Regions from separate parts of the Homo sapiens genome. Here region 2 is linked to region 1. The links are chromatin contacts, found by Hi-C or POLR2A ChIA-PET in ENCODE. All regions are on one chromosome and are shown on one strand. The core of a region is the stretch at or near the end of the contact, and the rest is flanking DNA. Distances in the headings are between cores, read along the strand shown.

What was found. Hi-C counts contacts between places; a loop is a spot of excess contacts on that map. ChIA-PET counts read pairs that join two places held with the same protein, here RNA polymerase II (POLR2A). Pooled maps may share reads with other maps.
Region 2: a loop to region 1 is called in a map of OCI-LY7, with 6 times the contacts of the local background. The contact joins the promoter of TLK1 here to the enhancer-like site in region 1. A Hi-C loop is called at or near these places in 11 of 168 maps with a recorded cell type or tissue (B cell, CD4-positive, alpha-beta T cell, CD4-positive, alpha-beta memory T cell and 6 more), 8 of 37 single-sample maps with no recorded cell type and 16 of 50 pooled maps. POLR2A ChIA-PET finds 5 or more read pairs at or near these places in 16 of 52 experiments (AG04450, BJ, CD4-positive, alpha-beta memory T cell and 13 more).

What each region holds. Positions count from the first base shown.
Region 1 is chr2:171,209,257-171,212,626 of GRCh38, reverse strand. It overlaps a transcript of TLK1 not described here. Among named protein-coding and RNA genes, the nearest start is that of TLK1, 50 kb to the right of the region's middle. Within about 2 kb of position 1,651, at least 6 of the 41 ENCODE cell types and tissues checked have a DNase peak (open chromatin) inside an H3K27ac peak, as active enhancers do; they include B cell, CD4-positive, alpha-beta T cell, CD8-positive, alpha-beta T cell and 2 more, where a contact is called at or near this core.
Region 2 is chr2:171,159,156-171,162,525 of GRCh38, reverse strand. TLK1 (tousled like kinase 1) reads left to right here and starts at 1,633. Exons shown (of 21, transcript NM_012290.5): 1 at 1,633-2,236. The coding sequence starts at 2,098. RefSeq lists silencers at 1,043-1,102, 1,233-1,952, 2,223-2,462 and an enhancer at 1,817-2,461.

The DNA.
Region 1 (3,370 bases), core at 402-2,901:
ACTTAAATTTCTTTTCCGAAGTCACACAACCAGTTTTAAAAGGAGCCGGTGCTGGAACTGAAGTCTTCTATCTCCTGGTTCCAAATCCTTTTCCCTTAGACTCCACTGACATTGATAAAGGACGTCTAAAATGATGTCCCTTATTTCCTTAGGGGGAACATGTTTATTTACCCAGGCAAAGGTATAATGAAATCAAACATCAAGGACCTATTACCAGATATAAAGATAACATCAACTGAACAGATGTTGGGAAAATTGGGGGTGTCAGGTTAAAGTTGCAAAAAGGCAGCATAACAGGGAGTGAAGCTTGGGGGCGGTGGGGGAGGTGAAGGAGGGGGCGGCAAGGGGTGAGGGTGGGGGCAGGGGAGCCAGGAATGTTTCTCTATGATAAAACAGCTGCTGGAGTGGCCAGGCTGAGCTTATGCAGATGTTAATTGATTTCTGGAGGTCCGGAAAGGCTTGTTAGACAAGCTTTAAAACGAGAGGAGGCCAGGCATGGTGGCTCACGCCTGTAATCCCAGCACTTTGGGAGGTAGGTGGATCACCTGAAGTCAGGAGTTCGAGACCAGCCTGGCCAAAATGGTGAAACCCTGTCTCTACCAAAGTACAAAAAATTAGCTGGGCGTAGTGGTGCATGCCTGTAATTCCAGCTACTCGGGTGACTGAGGCAGGAGAATCGCTTGAACCCAGGAGGCAGCGGTTGCAGTGAGCCGAGATTGCACCACTGCACTCCAGCCTGGGTGACAGAGTGAGACTCTGTCTTGAAAAAAAAAAAAAGAGGCCGGGCACAGTGGCTCACGCCTGTAATCCCAGCACTTTGGGAGGCCGAGGCGGGTGGATCACGAGGTCAGGAGTTCGAGACCAGTCTGACCAACATGGTGAAACTCCATCTCTACTAAAAATACAAAAATTAGCCTGGCGTGGTGGGGTGCGCCTGTAATCCCAGCTATTCAGGGGGCTGAGGCAGGAGAACCACTTGAACCCGGGAGGCGGATGCTGCAGTGAACCAACATCGCGCCATTGCACTCCAGCCTGGGCGACAGCGCAAGACTCTAATCTCAAAAAAAAAAAGCATCCATTTAACTCAGATATCACTAGATACATTTATGACTGAGTGTAGTCTGTGCAAAATAGCATTGAACAATTACACTTTTGTATGCACCTCAATGAAGTATCTTTGTATATTATATTTCTGGTGTATTAAATAAGTATAGGGTAAGCCATGCATCTTAGGTGAGTTCAACTACACAAGAAAAGAAAGAGGAAGTGAACTTACCGTGACAAACGGTTTGATATAATTCGTGGTGAAAACCAAAAGGCTTCCTACAACCCAAACCGGTTATAGAAAGGGAGCCAGTAAAAGTAAGTAATAAAACAATGCTTGTTTAAATTTTTGTCGCATGAAAGGCTCTACAGCAATGTAAACTGTGTTACAGGCACTAACATTCTTGTAGGATTCGAGGTCTCTGAATTGTTGAGCATCTGTCTTCAGAGTGCTTTTTAGTATCTAAGAATGTAACATGGGGCAGGAAGCAGAGAAATCAACCAAAAGTAAGGTTTTCATGTGCCCAAAGGATGTCACCGCAAAGATCATAGGAGATAATGTGGACATATCTGAAGAAGTGCCTTCTGGGCTGGCTGCTTATGACTGCTGTCCCTGGCACATCCGGCTGTATATACCTGCTGGCTGAAGTTACTCTCTCAGCCTCCTGGATATATTCAGCTTCAAATGCAGCTTCCCTTCTCCCTCCTGGTAACAGTCAGAGAAGCCTAGATCCTGTTATCAGTTCCTAGATTTCTTCTCAACATTTCACGGCATTCTCTCAATGAATTAACCTTGCCCTAATTTAATTAGCCGGCAAATTCTCCCTTGTAAATTGTCCTAGTTTAGTTTAGTCTCTAGGTGGTTCAGATATAAGGATGTTGCAATACAATGCAAAAAAGTCAGAGTCCGAAGTGTCCGTGAACATTAAGACTGGGTGTTTGTTTGTGTGTTTGTTTTGTTTGACTTTGTTTTTGCACAGGGCATTGTTTTTGTTTACTGTGGTGCTTAGCCCATTGGATGTATTAATTGGATATACTAGTCAGAGATTTTTCTGATTACGTCTGAAATCGAAATTCTTTTCTTTCGCAAATACTTGCCTAGATGTGGTCTTGGTGGGGAGCAGCCCCAGCCAGGGCTATTACACTTAAAGGGAAGATACTGACCATGGCTGGGTGTGGTGGTATGTGCCTGTAGTCCCAGCTACTCAGGAGGATTGCTTGAGCCCAGGAGTTCATTCTCTCCTATAGCCGCATTCTAGCCTAGGCAACATAGTGAAACCCTTGTCTCCTATAAAAAAAAAAAATAATAAAAAAAGAACGTGAAGGTGTGAGTGGCATTATAACCTTATTTCTCTTTCAGAGGGGCCGCTATAATACACACCTTGGTTGCCACATTCCAGTTCAGCTCTATTCATCTAAAAATAATCAGTTGCTTGGCTGATCATGGTACTATAATGACATTCAAATTCAGAACAGTAATACAACTTTTTAACATAAGGAAAATGTAAATAAACATAAATGAAGACATGACACTGTATTTTGATTTACCTGATTAGCTAATAGGAGGTACAAAACAGGCATTCCCATACACTGCCTGTGCCTACAAGCTCCTGGAAATTTTGAGAATGTGTATCAGTATTGTCATTAGTTTGCTAGGGCTGCGGTAACAAAGTTTCATGGATTGGGTAGCTGAAATGACAAAAATTTATTTTCTTTCAATTCTGGAGGCTAGAAGTCCAAGACCAAGGTGTAGGCAAGGTTAGTTTCTTTCAAGATCTCTCTTCTTGGCTTGTAGATGACCGTTTTCTCTCTGTCTTCATATGGTCTTCACTTCGTACATATTCTGTGTCCAAATTTCCTCTTCTTATAAGGACTCCAGGCATATTGGATTAGGGCTCACCTAATGACCTCACTGTAACTCATTATAATTACCTCCTTAAAGATCATATCTTCAAATACAGTCACATTATGAGATATGGGAATTAGGACTTCAACAAATAGACTTACAAAAGGACACATTACTGCGTCAGATTTTGTAAACTATACTAAAGAAATAAATATAATTTCTTAGGTTATAGGAGTATATATTACTTTCTTATAACCTGCTTTTCTTACCCAATATATATTTGAACATTTCTGTGTATATTTAAACACTTACAATATAAATTTTCATCGCTATCTAGCATTCTATCACATAGATACCTAATAATTTATTTAGCAGTCCTAACTTAAACTTAATTTTTTGAATAAGAAAAACATTCATATGGTTCAAAATCAAAACAATATAAAAAGATAAATACTTCCATCCCACCCCTGTTCCATATAA
Region 2 (3,370 bases), core at 384-2,883, 50 kb after region 1:
CGCTCTGTCGCCCAGGCTGGAGTGCAACGTTGCGATCTAGGCTTACCGCAACTTCTGCCTCCCGGGTTCAAGCGATTCTCCTGCCTCAGCCTCCCGAGTAGCTGGGACTTCAGGCGCGTGCCGCTACACCCGGCTAATTTTTGTATTTTAAGTAGAGATGGGGTTTCACCATGTTGGCCAGGCTGGTCTCAAACTCCTGACCTCGTGATCCGCCCACCTCGGCCTCCCAAAGTGCTGGGGTTACAGGCGTGAGCCACCGCACCTGGCCAATAATTGTACACTTTAAATATGTGCAGTTTATTTTGTCAATTATACCTCAATAAAGTTGTTTGTGAGATGTCCCTCTTAAGTTTGAAAAGCAGACAAGACTAAAAACTCACTGAAGTATCTAAAGCACAAGGCAACTACAATTACTTCTGGAGATAACTGACAATCAAGGTTCTTTTCTAGTATGATAGTTTATCTGAACAAAACATTACTATGAGAAATGCGAAGTCATAAAAATAAAAAATAGAAACGACATTTTTGTCCCCCTGGTAATCATGCCATTTCCTCTTGTCTGTGCAGTAGCGCTATATCATAATCTTTTTAGTGCTCTATTCAATTTGGTTTTCTAAAGAGAGAAATAACCTTGTTGTACTTTTCCTGAACTAGAGTGCTCTTTTATGTACAAGAAGCCCAATCCCTGGTGTGAGTATACTTGTGTGGGTCTGTAGAAAGCTACACTCTATCTATAAATTTTAGCAAATGCTGTTATTTATTTTGGGATTTTTGTAGTCGGGACTCAGCGGAGACACTAGAAACAAATTATAAGTTTCTAGAAACCATACCTTCTGCAAGATGAACGCTGTATAGTTTTCCTAAATATGTGATTCAGTAATCACATTTTTCATTTAGATTTTCCACTTACTGTTTTAAAACAAAGAATTGCTATACCATACAGTCTACAAAACTGGTAATTTTCAATTTCCTCATTAAAGATTCTTCACTCTTTTTTAGAAAACACGAGAAAGTTTTATTTCCCAACTCTCCCACTACCCATGTTTATTTTCATAGCTCTTTTATTCGGTCATTATTCCCATTCTGCAGACGGGGAGGCGCACATACGTTTTTCTGCACAGTACAGAGGGGCAAGAAAGAAGGAACTCTCAACTTTTCAGTTCCATTTTGAGAAACGATCACATTGAACTCCCGAGAAGCGGCAGCTGAGCGAGAGCAGCAGCATTTCTCCCCGTGTTGGGTGTGGGTCAGGAGAGAGGCGCGCTTCCGCGGGAGACAGGGGGAGTCAGGTGGCAGCGGCGCTGGAGCCCGAGCGGCGCGGCGGGGGCGCGCCTCCCTCCGGCCGGCGCGGGGACGCTGCCCCCGCGCACGCGAGTCCGGCAACCCCGGGCTCCCGCGCCGCGCGGCGATCCGCGGGTGCGGCAGGGGCGCCCCGGCGCTCTAGTCTCTTCCCTCGCGCGCTCGCTCCTTCCCCATGCCCCCACCCCCCAGCCCCTGGCAGGTCCCTCCCCCAAGCCTGCTCCCGCGGCCGCCGCTGCCGCCGCCGCCGCCGCCGCCGCTACCGGAGGCGCAGGAGCCTCGCGATAGTGTTTGCACAGGCGGCGCGTGACGCCGCCGCCGCCTGTAACTGATGCAGAGGTTACCCCACCGCCTCAGCCGCCACCCACAGCCCGCCGCCGCCGCCTCCCGGGCGACGCCGGGGGCCGACGCACTGCAGAGGTGCCGGCAGGTTCCGCCCGCGGAAGTGTCCTCGGCCGGCGCAGCCCGCGCTCCGCCCGCGCTCCGACCCCGGCCCGGCTGGCACCCCCTCGACGCCTCCGCCGCCGCGCTCCTTTCCTCCTCCTCTCCTCTGGCGCGCCCGCTCGCTCCCTCGCTTCTCCCCCTTTCCCTCCTCCCTGTCCCCTCTCCTTCCCTCACCTCTTTCCTCCCCACCTCCCCTCTTCTCGGTTTCCTCCCCCATCCCCTTGACTCTCCCCTCCCAGCCCTCGCTCTCTCGCTCGCCCTCAGCGCGGCCCCCGCCATGACGGAGGCGGGTGCCGGTGCCGTTGCCGCCGCTGCCGTCGCAGGGGGGGAGTCGGGTTCCCAGAAAGTAGCTTGATGAGTGTCCAAAGTAGCAGTGGAAGTTTGGAGGGGCCGCCATCTTGGTCCCAGCTCTCCACGTCTCCAACCCCGGGCTCGGCGGCGGCGGCCAGGTCCCTGCTGAATCACACGCCGCCATCCGGGAGGCCCAGGGAAGGTAAGCACCGCCGCGCCCGCGCCCGCTCGCGGGCCTCCTCTCCCGCGCCGCGGACCCCCGCGCCCCCCCCCCGCCCCCCCCGCCCCGGGGCTTCTCCGCCAGACCCTGGGGTGGGGGATGGTGGCGAGGTGGACGCGAGGCCGCCCGGCTCCCCGGCTCTGGGGAGGTAGTGCCCTGGCTGTGGATGGTGGTTCGCGGGTGGCGGAGGAGACGGACGAGGGGGTGCGCGCTGGTGGGGACGGGGCGAGGCGCATAGACTCGCCTGGGGTTCCTGGGAGCCAGTCCTGCGAGGGTGGGAAGCCTCCCCCCAGACGCGAGCCCCTTTCTGCTCCATTTGCCAGTACACTCAGTACTCTTAACCTCCTGGCCTCCGGTCTCTGGTGGGTTTTCCCTCCCGCTGGAGCCTTCGTCCTCGAGCCCCCTCCCCTTCTCCCGCGCACTCCTCCCATAGAGGCGGTCCCCACTTTGCGAGCTTTGCTGCCCGGGACCTGGAGGATGCCCCTCGCTTGCTGGGTTTCTCCTTTGGGGAGAGACGCTGAAATTATCTGGGCAGACTTTGATCCCCTGTGTGGCCCCCTAGAGCAATTTAAACGACAGACTGACTCGTGGGCAGGCTTTTAAAACCGCCCCTCCAGATGGTTGCAACTTTCTCTCCTTCGCCGTTGCTTCCTGCGTGTTTGTGCGTTATATTCTCTGCTGCAAGTAGGCTACTGTTCTTCTGTGACAGGGTCGTGGGTTTTGTGGGAAATATCTGCGTAAAGGTTATTGCAAACACGCACCAAATCGGTTACAATTGTTTTCTAAGTTTTCTGGCTTCTTGCAAGCAAGTGGGCTGCCACCAGATGTAGCAGTTACACAGCTTGTAAGGCACCGGCGTGCTTTTGACTAAAATTTCAACTTGCTGTATCTAAGTATACAACATAAAATGAAATTTGGGAGAAAACACATTTATGGGGAATGAATAAATGTGCATGGAATGTCTTTTAACGCTCTTTAGTCTGGAAAAAGCTTAGCGGTATTCATCCGCAATTGGTAGACGGGCTGTTCACTCCTAGTTGTCGCACACGAGGAGATAGGCACATTTTCAAATGTCTGGAAGTTCAACCGTCTAGTGAATGTTTTAAAGAAATCAAG